Regions from separate parts of the Homo sapiens genome. Here all the other regions are linked to region 3. Evidence: read pairs that join two places in POLR2A ChIA-PET (ENCODE). Cell type or tissue: MCF 10A. All regions are shown on one strand. Links, peaks and the distances in the headings refer to the core of each region. The heading gives the core; the rest is flanking DNA. Region 1 has its middle 130 kb from the start of MAFB. Region 2 overlaps MAFB (MAF bZIP transcription factor B). Region 3 has its middle 280 kb from the start of LINC01370.

Region 1 (8,043 bases), core at 1,939-6,938, 280 kb after region 3:
ATGATGAATAAGGCCCTGTCCCCATCCTCAAGGATCTACCAGTCTTTACCTAATCTTGTATGTGAGTGGACACACATCACCTTTACTTGAAAGAACGGGGCTGGCCCACTGTCAGGGAACCTACCTACCATCACCAAGAATGGCTAGATGAGTACCAGGTCTTTACGTGCATAGATAACAATTCAGTTCCTTAGCTGGCTTCTTTCCTATTTTGTTATAACTTACATATAGTGATGTGCACAGATTTTAATCACACCGGTCTTTCAGTTTGACTGAAACCCATAGAACGTCCCCAACACCCAGAAACGTTCTCTTCTGCCCTTTTCCAGCAATTCCTCCTCCCTGGAAGCAACGACTGCCCTGATTTCTCACCACGAGTTAGCTTTGCCTGTTCTGGAACTTCACATTTGTGGAGTCACACAGATAAACACTTGTGTCTGGCTTTTTGTGCTCAGCAGGATATTTTTGAGATTCATTCATGTTGTTGTGAACAGATCAATAATCTGTTTATTTTAACTGCTGAGTTGTATCTCACTGTATAAATAGACCATAAATGTTTACCCATTATCCTGTTAATGAATATTTTGAACCATTTCCAATTTTAGGTTATTGTGATTAAAGCTGCTATGAATATTTTTGTAAATAATTTTTTGTGGATATATGTTTTCATTTCTCTCAGATAAATATCAAGAAATAGAATTACTAGGTCATAGGCTAGATGCACATTTAACTCTTTAAGAAACTGTCAAGTCATTTTTTAAAGTGGATGAACCATTCACAATCCACCCATGATGTTCTGGCGGCTCCACATGCTCACCAGCATCTGGACTTGTCTTTCCCATCTTTTTTGCTCTACACACTCTGGAAACTCAACTCAGAACTCTGTATTTACTTATTTTTTTATATTTTTAGAGACAGAGTCTCCCTCTGTTGCCCAGGCAGGAGTGCAATCACACAATCATAGCTCACTGCATCCTCAAACTCCTGGGCTCCAGGGATCCTCCCACCTCAGCCTCCCCAGTAGCTGGGATTAGAGGTGTGTGCCACTACACTCAGCTAGTTATCTTATTTTTTGTAGATATGAGGTCTCGCTCTGTTGCCCAGACTGGCCTAGAACTCCTGGCTTCAAGTGATCCTTCCACTTTGGCTCTCCAAAGTGCTGGGATTACAGCCATCACCCACTGTGTCCAGCTAGAGCTCTGTATCTTTTTAACTGGAAATGTTTAATCTAGGGTGTAAAGAATGCTTCAGGGAACCTCAGGTCCCTCCTAGAATTGTAGTTTAAAGTGTATGCATATTTGTGAGTGTCCATTTTTCTGAGAGAAGGAAATGCAGTTTTCAAAAACTAATGAAGTACAGCTCTAAGAAATACATTTACATTTGAAAAAACAATTCTTAAGAATCAATGGAGCTTTTCTTACCTTCTAAGATGGAACTAAACCCAGAAAGCAATCCACAAACTGCTCCTCCAGGGACAAAGGAGTGGTGGGAAGGATGGTCAAGGTTTCCTAGCAAGAGCCTCTTTAGGGCCTATTGGAGGCTTGCTCCATTAAGATTAAATCTTGCAAAGACTGTAGGCTGACAATACCTTTTGTCTAAGAGTAAGAAAGAGCCCTCCCCAGCCACACTTGCGGGCATTCCTCCTACTGATCTGGCTGTACCACAAAGGTGAACTATGATAAAACCACCTTTTCCCCCTTACAACCTACAGCCCCCAAACAGTATCCCCAGACAGCTTCAATATCACACCAGCACAACTGATGACTTTGAAATCTGCAGATCTACCTTCATCTGCGTAGACTCCAAATATCTCCTCAAAATGGACCTGCTTAGACCTTGGAAGCCCTGTCTGGATAAAGATCCCTTTTCCCTGCTGCAAAAGTGCCTAGCTCTGCTCTGTCCAATACAGAGCCACATGTGGCCAAGCCGCACTTGAAATGTGACTGGTCCAAATTGAGATGTGCTGACCCCGTGAAATACATACCAGATGTTAAACTTAGAATGAAGAGAGAAACATTTTAAAAGATCTCATTAAAAATTTTTCTATTGATTGGATGTTGAAGTGATCATATTTGGGATAAGTGGGTTAGATAGACTATTATTAAAAGTAATTTTACCTGCTTCTTTTTAAACTGTAACTACTAGAAAATTTAAAATGGCATATGTGTCTTGCATTATATATCTATTCTATCCCCTGATGTAGCTTATTCTGCTCTGCACGGACATACGTCCCAAAACTCAGGCCAGCTCTATGTGGCCATCATCACAACCTGGTAGATTAGATGCCCTGGGTCCGTCTCCCACCCCACCATCTGCAAGAACTTCAGCAGAACTTCTTGTGGTCTTTATACCGGGTGTCAAACAGTTAACACTAGCCCCTGGTGGTCTGCCCAGGTTCACAGGTCAAGCAAGCTGCTGCCTGTCCCTAAGCCCAACCATGAGCCTCAAAAGAAGCCCATGGCCATGCACTGATATGATGAAGAAGTGGCCAGCCAGCAACTAGTGACACAGCATCTGGTACTGAAGCCAATCAATGAAGTGCAAAGAACCCAGGAAGGGGGACCAACCAGCCTCCTTTGCCTGAGACTGGGGAGTTTCTGGGAAGTGGAATTTATAGGTTTTTTGGGTTTTTTTTAGATGAAGTTTCACTCTTGTCGCCCAGGCTGGAGTTCAATGACACAATCTCAGCTCACCGCAACCTCCGCCTCCCAGGTTCAAGCGATTCTCCCGCCTCAGCCTCCTGAGTAGCTGTGATTACGGGCATGTGCCACCAAGCCCGGCTAATTTTGTATTTTTAGTAGAGATGGGGTTTCTCCATGTTGGTCAGGCCGGTCTCAAATTCCCCGACCTCAGGTGATCTGCCTGCCTTAAAGTGCTGGGATTACAGGCATGAGCCACTGCGCCCTTCCAATTTTTAGTTTTTAAAACAAGGCAGGCCTAGGCAAGCGAAAATAAGCTGTTCACCCTAGACCCAGGTATGCACGTGAGACCTGATTCTCAGGGGTCCTAGGGCAGACCAACCCTCCCACCCACCAACAGAGCCTTGAGATATTTGTGGGATGTGCAGGGCAAATATAAAAATTCCAACCGCTGCAGGCCTCACCTGGGCCACTGCCTTCCCTGAAACAGGTGAAAACTGAAATTCTCAAGCCACACCCACTAGAGCAGCAGGAGGAAGAATGGGGGAAACCCTTTAGCAGTGATTTGGAATCCCACTGTGTCCCTCCTCCATGAGCTGTCTGTGTGTGACTGAGCAGCTCGCTTCCCTCACTCTCTGGGGGTGGGGTCAGGGTGGGGAGTCTGTCTGACTCACTGCCCAAGCCACAGGCCTGTCTGCTTGTCCCCAGACAGGGGACCTACCTACCCACTGTCCTTCAGCTCTGTTGTCAGCCACAGGCTGTGCCCAAGAGGGCACATGGGGTTGGTGTGGGGAGGAGGGTAGGTTTCCTTGGCTGAGGCAGAGGAAGTTGCTTTCTGTCTCAAGTTCTGCTCACAGGTCAGACATTACCGGCCTTGTGATCATCAATCTCCCATTGTGTCCTTTCAACACGTACCAGTGTCTTCAACACTAAGTCCCTTGCAGAGGGAATGGGATAGGGACCGAACCTCACATGCTTTTCTGCTTCCCTGTGGATTTGTGAGGCTGATATCCAGGTGAAGAGATCAAGTAGAGTTTTGTTCATTCACTCAAATGTTCACTGTGCCTAGTAACAGGCAGACACTGAGAAAATTGCTAGAAATACAACAATGAACAAAGTTCCTGCACTCATGATGCTTACTGTCTACTGGGGGAAACCAACGATAAAAGAGTCAGTACAAAAAAAATTAATAAGTGTTAGGGGAGGAGAAGAGCTGGGTACTGTGAGAACACATATCCAAGGATCTATCGTATTCTGGGCAATCATGGAGTACTTCCATGAGGAAGCATGGTTTATGTTGAGACCCAAAATGAGGAAGAGTTAACATATACTTAACTGTGTGCCCTAGACCTTCAAGGATGGGGACTGCCTCTCTGAGCAGCTGCAGGGAGGCCTCTGGAGAGGTCTCTACACTGTGATGCTGGGTTAGCCTTACCTATGAGCTGATACACGCAGGCCTCAGAGCAGGGCCTAGGTTGTCCCCATTCAGGGCGGATTCTAGGACCTCTCTGGAAGGAAGAGACCCCAGGCGTGGGAGAGTAGGACCTAGTCTCAGGAAGGAACACAGGCCCTAGATTAAGACTGTGGGCTCTCGAATCCAACAATCTGCATTTGAATTTCAGGGCCATCTCTGAGTCTGTTTCCTCATCTGTTAAATGGGAGCAAAACAGCACGTATTTCATAAAGCTGTGGTGAGAATTTTAAAAGGCAATCCATGGAGAGAGCTGAGGGTGGTGTCTGGCACACAGCAAATACCAAATAAAAAGTGAGATTTCCTGCTTTCAATTATTAGTGTTACAGTGAAGAAAGATACAAAGTGCTGTGGGAACCGACTACCTCCTATCATTTATCTTATAGGAACAATCATTTAAAAGAAACTCCAAAACTGGCAAAATGCCACATTGTGTCTCAAGGAAGAAATATTGGATCTGAGCCTGGAAGGGTGGCTATGTGACTTGCAGAGAAAAAGTATGAAGAAAGGCACGAAGACCAGAATGGGTGGGGCGCCTGCAGGAGCAGTGCCGGAGTGCTGGAGGGGAGAGGAGATGGCAGAGCGCCAGGCTAAAGGGCTGGGCAAGGCGGGGCAGGAGGAGCCGGAAGGCCCTGCTAACAACCTTTGCCTTCATCCTAAAGGCAGCGGCCAGGCTACTGAAGATTTGAGAGTTGGTTGGTGATCTGTTGGGGTTTGCATAGGCAGAATGGAGATTTCCTGGAAAAAAACAGGAAGCCAGGGACCAAGGAGGGGGCTGATGTGAGTATCTAAGGCCACCTCAGACATTTATCAGAACACCCAGGGCTGTTTCTTGGTTCTGTGCCTTGACAACACACTATGTCCTCTGCTTGGAATTTCAACAAACTTACCTTCCAAAAATTAATCAAGTAATTCATTTATTCAACTAGTATTAATTAAGCACTTATCCTGTGTGAAGCTCAGAATCTCTACTCTCAGGAAATTGATGGTCTGGTGCAGGGGCCAGCAAACTTTTTCTATAAAGAACCATAGAGTAAATATTTTAGGCTTTGTGGAACATAGGGTCTCTGTTACAACTCTACCATTGCAGAGCAAAATCACCCATAGACTATGGAAATGAATGAGCCTGGCTGCATTTCAATAAAACTTTATTTACAAAAACAGGCAGTGGGCCAGATTTGGCCCAAGGGCTGGTCAATTCCTGTTAAAATATAATATAAGCCATAAACATGAACCATTATCTATTTAAATTACATATGCAATTAAAAATGTTCTAGTAGCCACATTTTTAAAAGTAAAATAAATGAGTGAAATTAACTTTAATAATGTATTCTATTTGATGCAATATATCCAAAATATTATTTTAACATGTAATCAATATAAAAAATTATTAATGAGCTATTTCCTATTCTTTTTTATACTAAGCCTTTGAAATTTGATGCATATTTTACATTGACAGCACATGTCAATTAGGATTAGCCACATTTCAAGTGCTTGATAACTACATGCGACTGGTGGCCACCATATTGGATGGCACAGGTCTAGCAGGATAGTGGAGGGTGGCTAGGGGAGAGGACGAATGGCTGACTGATATTGGCTTAGGGCATAAATTAACTATGATACCAATCCAGCTTGCCCACTTGCTTGCTGGGTAATTTTTGGCATGGTTCTTACTAATCTGGGTATCTTTAGGCCCAAAGTAACAAATGAGGAGTTAGCTTTAGCCCCTAGGTTCCTTCCAGCTCAACAATGTAGAGATTCCAGACTCAGGGTTTAGTGGATGGAGTCAACAACTTGGATTTTCTTTGCTAAAAAGCACCTTGGATAGTACAATCATCTTGTACTGTCTTGTACTTGTATTCGCATAAGGCTTTCTGTGGCAACCCCACCATCCACATCTCCAGGGGCCTGTGAGGGTGGCTGTCTGCTCCTGAGGGGTCAGGGGATGTATACGTAAGGTAGAGAAGGGATAGGAGAATCGCCCTCTCCAGCTCTCTGAGAAAAACGTGCCCCCCTCAAACACACACAGGCACATACATGCATGCATGCACACACTCAAACACACACACAAGAACACACAGACACACATGCACACATGCATACACAGGGGCACACACACACACATGCACACACAGGTGCACACACAGGCACACACATGCACAGAGGTAACAGCTGTGATCTCCGGGCCTTAAGGTGCAGGACATGGGAACAGAAATACACTCCTCATGAGTCAGAGGGTGAGTCAGAATGTTCTGGAGAGCTTCAGAAGGGAGCAGCAGGAGGGGCTCATGGTGAGGAAGGGAGCCAGGTCCCTAGGGGAGAGGGAGGGAGAATGGTCAGGTTTCCCAGTCATAAAGCCAGGGAAACACGTCCTGTAAGGAATAGGGTCTGCTGCCTTGCCAATTTGGGTCCCGAAGGATAGCCTGTGCAGGGGAATGCAAAGTGAGGGGCATTAGGAGAAGGAGATGGCCTTTTGGGCTGCCAAGTAGGGAAGGATTCAGACAGGGGTGTATAAAGCCAGCTCTGTGAGACAGATCACCTGACCTCCGTGAAGGCTCAGTCTCAGACTGTCGCACTGCAGCAGCAGTGTTTCTTGAAGCCTGGGCTGCTGAGTGAGTGCATGGTTGTTGCTAACCCATGCTGAACTGGGGAAACTGAGGAAGAGGCCACACTGGTGTCCTATTTGGCCCAGGTTGGGACAGGTGAGATCAGTTCTGCATGGCAGGGATCTGTGGGATATACTGACTGTAGCCTAATTTAGGCACATGACCAGGGCTGGGGAACAGCTAAGCCACCTTGTGGGGCTGTCAGAGCTCAAGAGGGCTCGACAAACCATCAGATCCAGGCAGCAGTCTGGCAGAACTGGGTGGGAGGACAGGATGAGGACACCTTCAGGAGGAGCCAGGGATAATCTGCATCAGGAGCCAGACCAACCAAAAAGGGAGGGGACTGAGGGTCTTGACAGATGCAGCCAGGCTTGTGAAGTGGCCCCTACAGTGTGGTGCTGGGTTTGATCACCTCCTGGCTGACCCACTCAAGCCTAAGGGCAGAAACTAGGCTGTCCCTAGTCAAGACTGATTCCAGGATGTGGGATAAAGGGGTCCCTGCAGAAAGAACCCAGGGGACCCAGGCATGGGTAGAGGAAACTGAGTGGGCAGAAATGGCCCCTCCAACCCATTCCCCATCTGCCAGCTCTGTGTGCACAGTGTTCACATCACCCTGTCTTAGTTTGGGTTCCCTGGAGAGCAGAGCCTGCGATAAGGCCTTTGGTACAGGTAGTTGATTTGGGAGATGACCCCAGGAAGTACTCCAATGAGTACTGAAATACTCCAATGAACATTTCCTTCGAGCATCATGTTTCTGCTTTAAAAGTTTCAGATTTTGGAGCATTTTGGATTTTGGATTTTCAGATTTGGGATGCTCAGACTGTATATGGGAATATTACTGAGATCCTTACTGTAGGCAAAGGGGGCTTGGGTGTACCAGGATCTCTAGGAAGTGTACAGAAGGCCTCCCAGAATTTTCCACCTGAAAAACAGGAAGCTGGGACCTTTATCCACTAGTCTCCATGGCTTTATGGTTGAAGGCTGCCCCCAAGAGGGCTCACTTCCTGCCATCCCCTCCCCTGTAACTCTGGAGAAAGCTGTGGGGCAGGATGAGGAAAGATGTGGAGTGCACTGGAGGTGGGAGTCAGGCTGTGCTGCCCTCTCACAGCTGTGCACCCCTCCCATGGCTTGAAATAAACTTCAGACTCCTTCCCATGGCTTACAAGTCAATTTAAGCCCTGGCCCCTGCCTGCTTTTCCAACCCCATCTCCCTCCTCCCTCCCCCTTGCTCATAATGTCATAGCTACAGGTACTGATGAACAGCCATACTGGTCCCCTTTCCATTCCCAGAAACTACCATGCTCCAGAGACTTTGCATGAAACTCTG
Region 2 (8,043 bases), core at 2,335-7,334, 400 kb after region 3:
GTGCTCCAATGTGTATGCAGGCCTGCCTCCATATGTGTAAGCCTGAGTGTATACACATGCATGTTTATTCATGCACCTGCTCTGAGAACATATGCATATCTATGTGCAGGTCTAGAGCTTCAACATTACCCCAGAAATAGCTTTCATTAAACTATGGGCGATTCCATAAAAATTGCCTCGCCTAGAGGCTGCTGCTTCTATAAACACTTGTTCTGGTAATTATGATATATTTACTGGTAAGTTCAATTGAGAACAGATGAAAGGTGAAAGAACTAACTGTTCATTAATTGCAAACAGTACCAATGTCCCAAGACAATGATGCCCAAAGTGTCCTCCTCCACCACACACAGACACACAGACACAGACACACACACACACATACACACACTTCCCACCACCATACTCCTCTGCCAGAGATTGAAATGAGCAACAAAGCTGCAGTTTCTCTCTGACACCCTTGTCATCATGTTTGTACTTGTGCATCTCCAAATTCCCATCACCCATCTCTTTGCCTGGGGATGCAAAGAGAGCATCTTATGGCTGGAGAACATGAAGCACACCCTTGTAAATGTAACTACCCTCTGCAGAGGGATTTAGAGAGGAAACTGTCATCAAAGATGACTATGTCCCACTCCTCCATACTTCCCCCCACCCGAGTGTTTCAGATAAGGCATAGTGGACTTACGAAGTTTGGTGACAAAAATACAAATTTCAGCACCAGATAGGTGGGGACTCAAGTTCTAGTTCCTCCACAGGGTGACACTGAGCAAATAGTAACCACTCTGGGCTTTACTCATCTCTGACCTGCAGATAATAGTAACCCATGCTTCATAGAGTTAAGTGAAATGTAATAATGAAACTAATCTCACAGTTTGGTTACACTTCTGCTTTGTGACCTTCCTGCCCATTGTCCACAGAAAGGGACATTTGTGCCATGCTCTGGCTCCCAGAACACAAAGGAGGATGGGTGTCAAGCCCTGCAATGGGAAGCACATCCCTTCTCTGTCCACTCAGGACAGGCAGAAGTGAGCCCCCAGGCCAGTCCAGGTCCATGATCTCTCTAGAGTAAAGCTCAGGTACCTGTAACACCAGCAGAAGCAGGGAAGTGAAGGTGCCAGATCCAGAGAAGAAACAAAGGGACACCAAGAGTGAGCTAAGGGCAGCTGTGGCTCCTGAATCCGATGGAGTCCTGGGCTATGATCAATGTCTGCCTCATGCTCCAAAGCTCTGAAATGGGCACCTTGTAGTCTCCCACCCTGCTGTCCATTTACTGCAAGGAGTCCAAGCCTAGGTAAGATATACAGATCTCCAAAAAAGAAAACACAACAATATAAATGTTGGACTTGTGGATTTCATCTCCCTTCTTATGCTGAAACTGGCTTCTTCCAGAAAGTACCAGGGCTCCTCCCATTGCCTCCAAAGCTGTCCCTCCAGCCCAAAGACAACATCCCTTTTTGATACAAATACGAAAGAATGTGTAATGAGTGGCTGGTATATTTCATGAAAGTAACTTCACATGAAAGAATGCAGAGAGGCAGCTAAAACTGAGTTTGGCTTCATAACAAATCATTAATATAGGTGATTTTCCACATTGAAGTAGTAACTTATTTCATGTATTCTATTTCTTCCAAGTGAGAACACTGAGCTCTGATTTTCTTATCTAAATGCATCTTTTAGGAGGCATTCTGGGATAATGTATATAATGCATCTTTTATTATCCTAAAAGATAGGATAATATAAGATGCATCTTTTAGTATGCATCTTTTAGGATAATATGTGTAAGACAACGGAGAAAGACATTAAGAAGACTAAGTGTGAGGCACAGGAAATTGACAGAACGTGGTAACGGTGTTCAGAAATGAAGGAGGCATACGGAGGATGCGGAGGAGATACGGAATATGTGCTCCCCAGTTGGAAGAGGTGCTCTCCATGGTCTGGACACATGCTCCAAGAGGCAGGAACTATAGAAAGAATAAAATTTCAGCAGTAGTAGCTGCCGCCTTCGCCAAAATAAGGCTAGGCTTCTAGGCCGGGAACGCCCAGCCTGGGAAGCCGAGTAAGGGCTACTTCCACGGACCAGGTACTCCCTGGACGCAGAACTGTCCCTTCACTGCAGCTGGATTGTCTTCTGAGTGTACTGGGCTAGGCAACAGCACAGAGCAGCTTTACCAACCAGATTGATTTCTTTTAGGAGGGCTGCTGGAAACCATGCTGCCTAATGGATGTGCCATTTGAGGACTTTTATTTTGTTGGGGGGGAGGAAGAGCAGAGCAAACCTCTAATCTTCTCTTCCTTACATAACAAATCCAAACACAACTATCTCTGGGATGGGAGGCCAGGCCAGCAGACTGCAGGCTGCAGAGGGAAGGGTTACGCAAGAAGCCAGTTCAGAGTTTTCCTTTCTGAAAACAGAAGGGCCTGGAGTGCAGATTTTGCACCTGAAAGCCTGCAAGGGAATGACCAGAAACTCTAAACCCACTGTCTCCAGAAGCCAGGACAGGAAGAGCTTGGGGAGTGGGGATGAGAGAGCAAGAGAGTAGGGGGTTTGCCTGGTGTGGCAGAAGCTGCAACTCCAGGTCACAGAGAAAGCCAAGTGACCAGCCTGGTGGATCTGGCGTGGTTCCTGGCAGCTCCCACTGCAGTATGGGTCCAAGAGGCCTCTGGGCGGGCACAGGCTGAAGCAGTGGGTAGGAGTCGAGTGCCCTCTGACAGGCAGGGGCGTTGTCCTGCCACAGAAATGCCCAGAGACCCGGGACTGAGGGAAGCCTGCCTGGTTCACTGAAAGAGGGATCTGGGTCCAGGGCCCAGGCTCAGCTTCCCCGGAGATCCCTTCCCGGAGAACCGACTGGTGCCGGTTCCCCCGCAGCGGGGCGCCGATCCCCAGCGAACCTCGCCACTGGGGGAACCTGGAAGGGAAAAGCGGGATAGTTGGAGCGGTCAAGACGAGAGCCCGGAGCAGCGGGCCCTGGTCCTAGTGCTGCGCGGTGGCTCGGGGGACTCCAGAGTCTCATTCCCCCGCGCCGCACACTCCAGCCACCTCGGGACCCCGCTCGGCAGCCCTTCCCCGCCAGGCAGCGCCGAGATAAAAAACAGAAGAGAAATCAAAACAGAAGGAGAAAGTTTTCTGAAATGAAAGAGGTTACGAAGGAAGGGCTAAAAGAATGGGAAATGTCAAAGAAAGAAAAAGGATGCCAGGAGGCAAGGGAATGGTGCCTAGGCTCCCACCCGTCCCCGCGCACAAGGACCCGAGGCTCCCGGCAAGCCCAGCTGAGCGCCTTCCCCGACCCGCCTCTCTGAAAGTGGCGGCGGCGGATCCAGTCCGCACAGCCTCCCGCACACCCCCCAGAGATCCGGGGTCGCAAGAGGCGGGATTCGCGCCGGACTAGACTGCAGCTGCTCCAGCCACGGGCGCGGTCCGAAGGGAAGCCCTCGTCCGGGGGCCTGCTGTGCCCCGTGCGTGCGTCCGGGTGTCTGAGCGTGCCTGTCTCTGAGTGCGTCTCCGGGTGCAGGCGCCAGCCTGTCTACGTGGGACGGGTGCTGACTTGGAAGACTCCCGGCCCTGGAGGATTTTCCCCCGGGGATGTGAAGGATTGCAAGGAGCCCGCGAGCCGCAGGGAGCGGTGGGAACGGAAAAGGAGGATGACGGTGGCGGGGTGCTGCTAGGGTGGGACGTGCCCGAGGGCCTTGGGACTCGGTTCTCTTTTCCTGGGCTTGTGGGCTCTGGGGCATCACGGCGGGTCGGGACGACAGGCTACAGGCGGAGACGCAGCCGGGGCTTGCCTGATGTGCGAGTCCGCCCTGGAGGCTCCGGAAGCCCGGGCCTCCTCCAAGGAGCTGCCGGTTCCGCCTGACTCTCGCCTGCTTGCGCCCCGGGCCGGTTAGTGCTCACTTGGAGGGTTGATGCGGGGACTGACAGTGCCTCAATGTCAGTCCCCGCACCATCAATGTGGGTATCAATGAGGGCATCAATGTGTGCAGGATGTGTCTGTGTATCTGTGTGTCAGTGTATCACTAAGACTGTGTTCTGGGATTGTCAGATTCTCCGAGAGGCAGCTGGTCACTCCAAACCGGCTTGAACCACTTTGTCTTCTGGATGCAATGTTGATGGTATTGGTCACTGGGTCGATGTCTGTGCTTCTGTGCTCTGGGGAAGAAAAGCCAACACTTTGGAGTTTGCAACCCTCCCCAGCTCAGAGGCTAAGGATGGAGAATGTCAGTCCGCTTGGGACGATTCCAAAGGGAGTCAGGCCGCCGGATTTAGGGTCTCCACCAGCCAGGAGTTCGTGATCTTTTTGGTCTCTGGAGCCATGCAGTGGGATTTCCTCTGGCACCCTACCTGAGCGAAGCCTCTTTCACCACAAAGAGGATACATGTGTACATGTGAAAACATTCTGTGCAGGAGCATGTGTGTATGCAGTTACCCAACTAATCAAAGCCCCTTGCTCCTTCATTCATGCACATGGGGACAAAGGTTCCACAGAGCCAGGCTCAGCTGCCCTCTCCTCCCAGATCACAGCCAAAGCCTTCCCCACCGGACACATCTTTCATCTTTCTGCCAGTGAAATCAACTGGGCCTAGGAATTAAATTCGAGCTAGAATTCCAAGCTTCTCTCCTATTGAACAACACCAACACACTATATAAATGTACATGAATGTTAATGTTATCTGTATCCCAAATTTTTAGGTCCCCTTCCTCTTCTCTAGACCTCAGCCATCACTACCTCCAGGCTTCCAGGGATCCAGGCCAAAATTCCCTGTTAGTTTCACTCTCCTTTTCCTTCTCCCAGCTCAGATTCCCAGCTGGGGCTCCACTTCATGGGTCTCCTACACCTCCCCATTTGGGTTCTGAAACTCCATGAGCCAGAGAACCCCAGGAACTAAACGCTAAGCCTCCTGGACTGCAGATAATGAGTCTAAGGAGACCGGAGCCCCTCGGAGCTAGCCATTGCCAAAGGATCACAAAAACTCTACAGGGGTTGGAGATCCTACTCCATGTCCCAGGGGTGTCTGAGGCCAACCCTGAGTTATAGACAGGACTCCAAGGAGGCTGAGAGGGGTTGGGGGTGACCTAGGTGGGCACCACTCTTCCAAGAATACGGAAAAGGAAAGGTTCTAGGGCCACCTCCCAGTCAGGGATCTCCAGGCTGCAGCCAAAGCTGCTGCACTGGAGTGATGACCCAAACCCCTCCAACACCCAATTCAAGGAGCCACTAAAATTCAGACTCGGCCACACAGTGCCCATCTGCAGAACTGAGGAATCCATGCCTCAGCGCCAGTGCACCCGAGGCATACTACCGTCAAAAACACAAGTCCACACAGAGAGGTGTCCTGCCTGGAGGGTTTTGCACCCCAAGATCCAGTGCTGGGTTGTACCTGCTTCTATCAGCTTTGGGGTGAGGGAGACAGGCCCCATTCAGAGAAGGTATCTGGCTCTGGGCAGCTCCAGTTGCTCCCAGAGAGATGTGCTGGGTAGGAGAAAGGAGACTTGCACCCCAGGCAGGAAGGCAAAGGCCCGGGTCAGCTGGGCCAGAGCGCCAAAAAGACCCAGCTTCCCCATCAAGGTGGCAGCTCTTGGCTTCCTAGTCTCCATCAATCACTATTTCAGAGCAGACAGACTAGCAAGTCAGTTCTGGTGGCCAAGCCTGAAAGCACTGAAAAAGTGGCGTGTGCCCCACACCCAGGGACTCCAAGGCTGTTTGGACCTGCGCCCTCTCAGCTCATAATCCAGCTCTCTTGACCAGGGTCTGTACCTAGGGTGGGAAGCAGAGAACACATTTGAGGCTCATGTACACACACACTCAGACACTCAAGGAAGGGATTTGCTAGGGCTTGGTTTGCTATTCCATTGGCCATGGGGTGAGAGTAACCCAAAGTTGATGCGACTCTTGAGGAAGCAAGAGAAGAAAGTCAAAATCATGCGAACGCAGAGTCCTCTAAATAAACACCATTTCCATGGTTTTAATAAGCAAAATAGGAAACCATTTTAATAACCAAAAAACAGAAACCAGTCTGAATAAAACTACAATAGACTAGGTTTTAATATTTTCATATCATAAGCAGGGTTTGAAATTGATCCCTTATTTTACATGAAATAAAAACAATTTCTGTTGCGGCAGGTTTGATTTCAACACAGTTGAATCTGTAAAAACCAAAGCTCGTTTCTGATGCAGGACAAATATCCACAATATTTAAAACTGCAAGCACCATGCGGTTCATACAATCTTGTTATTACTGTTAATTTATCAACTAATACAAACTCAAAAATGCATCCGGCCAGCAGCGCCAGCAATTTCAAATGGGAACTTAAAAATACACTTTTATTTTGGTATTTTTGTCAGTGCAACTTAAATCCTTTTACTGACCTGCAGAAAAAAAAAAGTAATAATAAAGAAAAACACCCATATCTTCCCTATAACTACTATACAACTGAAGAATTGAAGGGGGGGGACACCACCAAGAACTCTTCCTACTATCTCAAAAGCAGGGAAAGAAACGCAATGCATTGGTCTAAAGAACGCACTTGAAAGTTGCAAAATTACTTGCCAATGTTTGGGTTTCTGGTACATTCTGAGCATAGCAGTTGGTTCAGTGCAGTGTCTGCTTACCAGTGCACTGCCAGGGTCAGGGATGGCTAAGCCTCTCACCCTAGGAGCGCTGTGGCTCCTACAATTAGCGCAGGCCCAGAGGGTTCAGAAGGGACCTCAGGGTGATTCTGGTTACAATAAAAAGCAGAGGGGAGGATCTGTTTTCCTTTCCTTTCCTTTCTTATTAAGGGTATCAATTTGACCATAAGACAAGGCTGTAGTCCAGAACACTCCTCTGGGGTGCGGAGCTTGGCAGCTTCCCTGCCCTGCCCTGCCCTTGTACTGGGACCTCTCGGTTCTCTCTCTCAGCACCAACAAGGTTGAAAACTAAAGCGAGAGAGGAAAAAGAGGACCGAATGGGGATAAGGGAAGGAAAGAAAACATGCAACTTCCAAGTGTGCCCCAAGACAAAGTTGTTTTCTGATGCAAAATGCCCGGAACTTTTTCTTTTTTTTTTTCTTTTTAACTTACAAACAAAAATACCGTAATAATAAACCCAAACAAAGACCCTCAGCTTGCTGCCACGTTCTCTATGCGGTTTGGCGGGGCGGGTATTTACAAGCCTACAGCTGGGACTGAAACCCCGCACGCAGCCGCCGGAGTTTCCAAACTGCGATCCCTTCTCACCCAAAGAAACAAGGGGAGTATGATCCATGATCAACAACATGCTAAAGTTAAACAAGAAAATGGTACAAAATAGAAATTATTACCATACATGTCCAGCATGCAGGATTAATATTTTTAATGCAGATTTTTTGTATTTTTCTATATAATCGAGCAGGCAATAAAACTGATGAGATTTGGGCGCCGAGCGTCCTAACTGAGGCCTGTGTCTCAGGGCTGAGAGCCAGTGTTCTCCGAACTCTGACAGACAGGTCCGTCTGTCCTTCCTTCTTTCGCTCAGCCTCGCCTCTCGCCTGCCGGGACGCCAGAGTCCCTCTCCTTTCCTCGTTGCTCTCTTCCTGGCGCGGACTACTCTCCGGGCAGCAAAGCAGCTGTCCCGGCTTAACGCGCAAAGTTCAGAAAGCCAGGAGTCTCCAGATGGCCTTGGTGACTTCTCGGGACTATGCCTCGCCGCCCTTCAGCCTGGAGAGAAGTTACTCCGGGACCTCCCACCCTCTCGTCTCTCTCTCCGGCTCTGCTCGAGTCTAGGAGGCGGCGCTGGCGTGCGCTACTCTCGCCTTAGCCAAGGTCCCCTGCCCGCCCGCGCACCCGCCCGTCGCCCGCGGCCCGCGCGCCCTTCCTCCCTCTCGCTCAAGTCAAACAGGTCAAGGCTGGGGCCGCGGCAGGGACAGGGTCCGGGGTAGTCTGGGACTAGGGACGTGGGACAGGGAGTCCGGGCCGGGGCAAGGGCGGGGGCCAGGACCGGCCACGACTCACAGAAAGAACTCGGGAGAGGAGGGGCTGTCGCTGGTGGAGCCCGCCTCCCTGAAGCCGGAGTTGGCGAGTTTCTCGCACT
Region 3 (8,043 bases), core at 1,680-6,679:
AGGCAAATGGTTAGGGTTAATCAATATAATGGTTATTATTGTGAATATTATATAATGTTATTACATATGCTATCCAAGCACTCTCTCCATTAACTGGGACTATGGATGGCTTTTAAAATCAACCTGAAAACCAAGGTTCCTGACTAAAATGGCATTTGGCATATAAACATCCCTCCAAGGATGTTTATATGCCAAGGATCAGGGCTCAAGGATCTGAACCCACCTTCATCTACTTTTCCTTATGGCCACATCCCTCCTTCTACTTCCTCCCTAGAACCTGCTTGGTAATGTGGCCTGAAGATTCAGGCTCTCTAGATGAGACTTTCTCTGTAATGCCCTTGGCAGGTGTGGGCATGAGTCACCGCTGAGCCCAGACCTTTTGCTAGTGAGGATGCACCTCCCTTCAATCATCATTGGCATGCACTGCACACCTTACTGGGCCTTGACATTGACCAGACTGAAGGAAGGAGGAGCAACCTCTAGTGACTCCTGTGAGCAGCTGAGGACTTGTTGAGCAGAACTTACAGCTTAAAGTTAAGGGCTAAAGTGATAGCCCAGGTGGAAAGAAGAACTAGGTCAGGGCAGGCAAGGACAGATGCCCTAATGTCTTGGGTGAGGCCACCTCCTGGAAACTAGAAACCCGAGTGTTGGGTGCCCAAATGTTAAAACACAAGAGCTCCCGTTAAATAACTCTGACTAGACAGATGTGAGTCAATAGGTCAAAAAGGATCAAGAGCCATAGAGTTGAATATACTCAGAGCCACTTGGCAAGCAAGAAAAAAAAAAAGAAGGCTGTCCAAGGAGACCTTGTGTGTGTGCGCGCGTGCGCACATGTGTATAAATATCTATACTCTATAGCCAGTGAGGGATAAGACAGAGCAACAACGCAGCATGAGTATGTTTGATTCCTCTACAATGCAAGATTTCTAACATTTATAAAACAGTTGACTCTCATTTTCCTTTTTTAATGACACAATTTCTTAAGTCAACATAACCTGACAAAATATGTTCAACTTTGGACGTGCATAAAAAGTCTTACAAAGTTATACATTCAATCAAACAGATTTACGTACCATTTTTAAGGACAAAATAGCAGACTCACGATATCAGGTTAGCCCCAGATCTTCTGAGACTCATGATTCCCCTATCAATAGGACATACACTTTGAAGCAGCTATCAGTAATTTTTAAAGAAGACTTCCCATGTGAATCAAAGGGGGTTGATTCAGAGCCAAGCCACCTGTAGGGAGTGTAGCACAAGCTGCCACCACCTCACCCTGAATGGATAAAGATATTCATGCTTCAAATCTAGGGCCCCAGCACACGCCCCAGGTGTGGCAATATTGAGGCGCAATAGTCCTGTCAAGGAATGCAGGTGACTGTTAAATTGGTTTGCTGGAGCCAAGAAATTGTCTTTAGCAAATGAGGACACCTCCTTGAAAAATAAAGACCTCAGCCAAAAGTGCCAGGAACTCTCTTGCTCCCAAAGTAAGGTAATTTTCTATCTTAAATAGCCAGTCCTGGCCCCAGTGAACTTTGCAAGCAGGTAACTAGAGCATTCTCTAAGAAAAAAAAAAATTATTTCTCACACTGACATGTTCTTTCTTTCACTTTATTATCATTCCAGGTACAGAACTGAGTATAGGGGCAAATGAGTCTAAATGAAGGAACTTTCTAGTCCCCAAACAGGGTGTGGTATATAATAGGCTCCCCATAAATTTGCAGAGGCTTTCTGATTGACTGTGTTCCACTTTGGGCAAATAAACCGAAGCCATTTGTTCTCTGCCTGATGCTACCTCTGCACACTGTTGTTTCAAGCATGTTTCTAAAATGTTCTCTTTGCTGACAAGAATTGAATACATCAAAATGTAATAACATTCTCGTAGATATTTCTTTTTTGATGCTTTCTAAACAAATTACCCATTCCAACATAGAGATTAATTAGAAATATGCTTTCATTTCAGCTTGTCCGTGTGTCTGTCTGTCTGACAGGCTAGTAGCATCTTTGCATCATACCAGCCAAATCCACAATAAATCTAGTCATGCCCAAAGGTGGGTTTCAATGTGTTCAGGAGCTTGAGCTAGGAAACTCAGGATGAGCATAATGGAAGGTGGAAATACTATGGATAATTTAGCAAACATTTTGGGAAAACATCAGATTTTCCACAAGTGTGGGATTCATCAGCGTTAGAGAAGGAATGCTGGGTGCATCTTCGCACATCCACAATGCACACAATTTGAGACTGGCACTTGCCTTCTCTTAGCCCATCAGGCTCTGCAAACACACAGGCTGCAGAGAGAGGAGAGAATGTACAACCTAAAAGGAGCTTCTCTTCTTTTCTCTTGAAGGCATTTAACCCCTTGGCACTTCAGAGATTTTCTGCTTTAGGCCTGAAGCTAAAGATGAGGATAGGTTATGTTGCTGAACAAAATGAGAAATTCTTCTCCCCGAGACAGAAAGGTGGGCTGGACCGCCTTTTGAGGTTTGGTGGTAGTTGCTTTGAGGAGATGCTATCTGAAAGATCAACTGCGCAAGGGTTGATCTATGAGGCACATGACCGCAGTGCTTGCCTGCCTGAACAACATGGTCCCTGCCCAGTTTCTTCTTATAGGTGAGTCAAATAGATTGCTCCAAATTTTGCCATTTGGGAGTAACTGCATTTATGACTGATCGTGTCCCCCGAACAAAGTCACTGAGGCAAACCCAGCCCCACAGCATATCTGCCCTGGTTATAAGCATTTCCCTACCACCTATTGTAAGCTCAGAGCAGTGCTGGGTGATTTCACAGGGAGCCACCAAATATTTCGAGTTCTTTATCTTGATCCTCCTGGCAGCCTTTCACACAGGTACTGCAGGGAGGTCCTTACTAAGTCCAGAGCTAGGTGCTGGGGATACAGAGATGAGCAAAAACCAAGGTGAAGGGCTCAGAATCCAGTTAGGGGAATGGACACTCACCCCAAAATCACATCAACTAATGTGCTATTCCACAATGACTCAAGTGCTTGGAGGGGGAGGACCAGGGTCCTAGGCAAGTTCTGGGAAGCATAGCACAGTGGTTAAGGTTAGAGACATCTGCCCAGAGTCCAATCTCAGCTCTGCCTGCTTTGCTATGAGATCTCAGCCAAATCGTTTGGTATCTCTGTGCTTTATGTGTAAAACAAGACTCCTAATAGCACCTGCATCATGCGGTCAGTATAGGAGTAAGTGAGATATTTGCAAAACGCCTAGAATAGTGCAATGTACGTATGCAGCTAAGGAACATGCAGCTATGGAGATCTGTGAGGGACAAACCATTATTCTTATTTTGGTGATGAGAAACTGAAGTTCAGGTAGATGATCTGACTACCCCAAGGTCATATACTCTGTGTACCTGGGCGGCTACCTCTGCTGCCCCCCAAATCTGGCAATCCACTCCTTCACCATGCTGCCTCCTGTCTTGGCAAAGGAGCATGTCAGGGAGCCCCAGCCTCGGGCAGGGCTCAGCTATCACCACCACAGAAGCAGCCTCACTATCATAACACATCTCTGTTTAAGAAACATAAACCACCCTTTGGCAGCTTCTCAAGTACATGTCAGAGCCATTAAAGAGCTCCCTCCCCTCACCCCACTTTTCTGCTTTGACTGTAAGACCTAGCCTTACAGGGAAACACACAAGAGCTTACCCAACAGGTTTCCCCAACAACCATGCCAGAGCAGGCAGGCCCCAAGGAGCCCAGGTCTGGGAGGGCCCACCCTCCTGGCTGCCAATGCCCCCTCTGACCCGGGCGCCGGCGGCCTCCCTCTCCTCCTGTCTGAACCTGCTGCCTGGGAAGGGCTGATGTCACTAATCTTGCCCTTGTAGCTGCAGGCCATCTCAGGCTCCCAAACGCGATTACCCACACCACCAGCTTCACGCAGGCCCTGCCTCCTTCCCCCTGGCACCTCTCCAGCTGTGGCTGAGAGCCCAGCTTGGTAAAGGGATGGCCTGGCCCAGTGGTGAGTGTCCCGGCCGGGCAACTTGGCGCAAGCCTGACAAGTAGCATCTGTGCTTGTGGAACCTAGCAGCAAGAGCTGGGCCAAAGAGCTGAGTTCCAAAGCTGGGCCTGCAGAGGACAGAAGAGACTCTGGAAATGAGATGACAGGATCAGAACAGGTCACAAATCTTCAGGGAGTTATTCTAAGAAGAAATCACACCCAGTTCCCAAACTGAGTGTAAATGACTCCTCGGAAAACCATTAACGGTGCCCACCTTTCCATTTCTCATTAGTAGCCTCCTTGCATCCTGGACTATATTGGGGACATATCATGTTCACATTCTCCACTGATGGGAGCTGAGGCCATACTCAGAATTTCCCAAGGGCTCCTGAGGACAGTAAAGGTGGTGAGAAGGCAGGTGTTTGGCTCAGAGTTGGCAGAACAAGCAGGGACTCCAGAGGGCAATCAGATTTAGTGCAATAAAAAAAAAAAAAACATTAAAATGAAAGCAGTAACAATAGCTCACATTTGTCAAGCTCCCACTCTATCTCAGGATCTATGCAAAATACTTTATGCACATGAGCTCACTGAAACCTCACAACCACTGGGAAGGTGGATGTTGATATTTTTCATCTTACAGATGAGGAAACCTGAATCTAATGGAGAAGAAATTACTTGGCTGAAGCTATTCAGATGCTAAGTGGCTGACCTGAAATTCAAAACCTGGTATGCCTGACCCCAGGACAGACCCTTCCATGAATAATAGGGGCCAGGGGTCTCTCTGCTCCTCCTCATGAGCTATTGTGTCATGGTTTTACAAACAGCAGAAACTCATCTTTTTGCTTCTAATCCACCTGGATCTCTGATGCTTTAAGTCCAATACCAGATAGGTAAGTTTGACACATCTTTGGGGGTTGCAACTGACCAAATACTAGTCATTGACCAGGTAATGGGCAGCTTAGAAGCTCTGGAGTCAGATGTGAAAATGTTTCCCAACTATGCAATTAATAGTCTGGGTGAACTTGCTTGTGTTCATATACTTCTTTGAGCCAAAGGCTTCTTATCTATAAACCAGGACTAATTATCATTACATTAATAAGCAGGGAAGAGGTGGAGGAAAAATGGAGTAGACATTTGAAATACAATGGCAGACTAGATTGCAAACTCTAGGGAGGCAGGAAGCAATTACATCTTGTCCCTGCTGTACTTAGAGCATCCAGTTCCCTGCCTGCTAGACACTTTGTTCAATAAATTCTTTTGAAGAATCCATTTTACAAAATTACTTGCAAGTTTATGCAAATAGACACATTGGTTACATGTACTACCAATAAGAAACAATCCATATGACCATGGATGGAGCATAGCTAAACAAACGTGAGTTATTTCATGAAATCGAATGTGAGATAGTCATGAAAAGGAGCGAGAGAACTCTATCTGTAATCATGTAGAGAGGCAAGCAGGTATATAAATAGAGTGAGGGGATTGCAGAACAATTTGCATTTATGGCAAAGTGCCTAAAAGAGGGTCAAGAGAAGAATCCATACTAGTCTACTAAAAGTGGTTACTTCCACTTGAAATTAAAATTTCAAGAAGGAATGGTAAGTGGAGAAGGCGGTGTGGTTGCTGGTGTAGGAATATATTTACTTTTTGCCCTGTGCACTTTTGCATTTTTTAATTTGTTTTGACAACGAATCTGATATTTTTTGTTACACAAAAATGCAGTCAAAATTATTCACTCATTTTAAATAAGTGAATAGAAGAATAAACATCTCGAATGCCAAACATAAAATAGGCCCCACAAATGTTCATCTTTTTCTCTCCCTTCCCCTAAAGAATATTTATCATGTATCTGCATCTCTATGACCACAATAAGACATTCAAACATATGCAAAATCTTGCTAAAATTGGTTTTGCCCATCAGTGTGTGTGGCCCTGCAAAATCTGATGGCACCCAGCTTTGTGGAGTTTCCTGGCTATGTCTTAAAAGGACACATGACAGACAGCACAGCCATGGGTTTGCTCCAAAACAGAAACAGAAACTTGGATGCTTTGACAAAATTTGAAAAGGGATGGGTGGGCTCCTGGGATATCTAGCTTAGAAATAATTCTCATCGGAGGCTCTGCCATGACCTCAGTGCCAAGGAATATTCATTATCATGGACCTAGTGTCTTACCAAAGAGTCATAACTCTAAATTAGAAAACCTTAAGGCCCAAGAGAAAAGTGAAGAAGGGCAGAGTGGTAAGACAGGATCATTTCCAGAGCCAGTGAACAGTCATTCAACATAGCCAGGTCCCCTTCCAAAGGAACACGCCCTTGGTTGACTGCATTTGTGTATCTAATTATCGAGAGAAGTGGGCAACTTTTGTTTTGAGTCCCTACTATCTAGACCCAGCCATTTCCAAACAGACCTTGAACGTGGTGGAGGGGCAGAGAAAGAGCAGAAAGGTCAGAAACAAACATTTAGGAAACACTTACTTTGTTTCTGGAACCACTCTAGCTGTCTAACAAAGAAGGTCTCCTAGGACTTCGAAATACCTTAGGAGGTAAATTAGATTACCCCCATGTCACAGGTGGCTTAGAGAGGTTAAGTGATGATCCCACAGGGATTTAATAGCAGAGCCTGGAAGAAAATTTAGGTTTGTTTGACTCCAAAGCCCATCTTCACCCAATACAACATACCCAAAGCAAGGGAACACACATACACAAACACACAACTCTTTTTTTCACTGTAACTACTTATACAACTGGACTAGATTATAGAGGGTGATGTTTTCTTCCCAATGTTTCATACTCTCTGGGAAGAGTAAAAGACACATTGGACAGAGCAAGAATGTCACACTGTCATACATCATGCTGATATTCACTTCTTAGAAAATACTTTTGATATTGTATATGAAGTCTCATAAATATTCATTTTCCTAATCTCCTTATACCAATAGATGGTACTGTTTAACTCTCTGTGGAGAGCTGTGAGGCAGACATTGGCAAGGGATGAATCCCCAATCTCTGCTCCTCCCCAAAAGTTGACAGCCTGGTAGGATGGATATTTGGGTTGCTTTTATTTTGTGGTGAAATATTGCAGTAACTATTCCTGCTTTGCTTCTTCTTAGGTACTGTAGGAGTTTAAAAGTTCCTGAAAGAGCATCAGCTCAAACACATCAACTTACAAATGAAGAAAATGCAGACAGAGAAACGAAGTTCTTTCTTAATATTACATAGTAAGTCAGTGGAAGATCCTGGAGTAACTTATGCTCCATGGCTCCCTGACTCCAGGTAGTCAAATGTCTTGACAAACAGGGAAGCCTACTCCATGTGTTTTGTTAACAGATTTATTGACTTCAATGTATAATTTACATAATATTGAATTCACTTGTTTTAAGTGTACAGTTAAATGACTCTTTGTAAATTTATAAAATTGTACAATCATTGCCACCATCTAATTTTAGAACCTTTCCATCACCCTAGAAAACACACCTTGAGCCCACTTGTAAACAGCCCCTGATCCCACCCCTACCCCCAGAAAGCTGCAATCTACTTTTTGTCTCTATAGATTTGCATTTTCTGGATATTTCCATATGTAGACTCATACAATATATGGTATTATGTGTTTGTTTCTTTTTCACGTAGCATAATGTTTTAAGGTTCATCCATGTTGTTATGTGTATCCATACTCCACTTCTTTTTATTGGCAAATTGTTTTCTATAACATGGATATATCCCATTTTGTTTACCCATTTACTATTTAATGGATATTTGAGTTGTTTTCACTTTTTGGCATACTGGGTTTTAACCCACATGCCTACCCCAAATGACTGATCGTGGCTGCTATGTATATGAAGGATTTTGTGGCTATATCTAGACTCAATGGGAAGAGTGCCCTTGATGATTAGTTATTTCTGTCAGTGGAGAGGGAACAGAAAATGTGGGCATGCATACAAAGTATCATTACACTGTTTCCAAAGGGGTCTCTTCTTGTTTTAAATAAAGTAGTCACATTTCTCTCATGAAAAGAGTTAAAAGAAGGCAAGTCACTGCAATTGGGAAGAATCATGCTCATTTTTGGTGATGAGCATACCTTTTACATACA

Evidence for each region. Peaks named below come from ENCODE experiments on the same cell type or tissue, not always from the same donor. Only the 100,000 strongest peaks of a DNase experiment are listed, where the experiment ranks them.
Region 1: POLR2A ChIA-PET joins it to region 3 with 26 read pairs; 2 of 35 experiments call an interaction of 5 or more read pairs at or near these places.
Region 2: POLR2A ChIA-PET joins it to region 3 with 30 read pairs; 5 of 35 experiments call an interaction of 5 or more read pairs at or near these places.

What each region holds. Positions count from the first base shown.
Region 1 is chr20:40,558,890-40,566,932 of GRCh38, forward strand. No RefSeq gene overlaps it. Among named protein-coding and RNA genes, the nearest start is that of MAFB, 130 kb to the right of the region's middle. In MCF 10A, for the core only: no CTCF peak of the experiment used is centred there; DNase peaks (open chromatin) are centred at 4,582 and 6,352.
Region 2 is chr20:40,679,919-40,687,961 of GRCh38, forward strand. MAFB (MAF bZIP transcription factor B) reads right to left here. Exons shown (of 1, transcript NM_005461.5): 1 at 5,930-8,043. The coding sequence ends at 7,961. Among named protein-coding and RNA genes, the nearest start is that of MAFB, 5.3 kb to the right of the region's middle. RefSeq lists an enhancer at 689-748. In MCF 10A, for the core only: no CTCF peak of the experiment used is centred there; no DNase peak of the experiment used is centred there.
Region 3 is chr20:40,283,505-40,291,547 of GRCh38, forward strand. No RefSeq gene overlaps it. Among named protein-coding and RNA genes, the nearest start is that of LINC01370, 280 kb to the left of the region's middle. In MCF 10A, for the core only: no CTCF peak of the experiment used is centred there; a DNase peak (open chromatin) is centred at 3,787.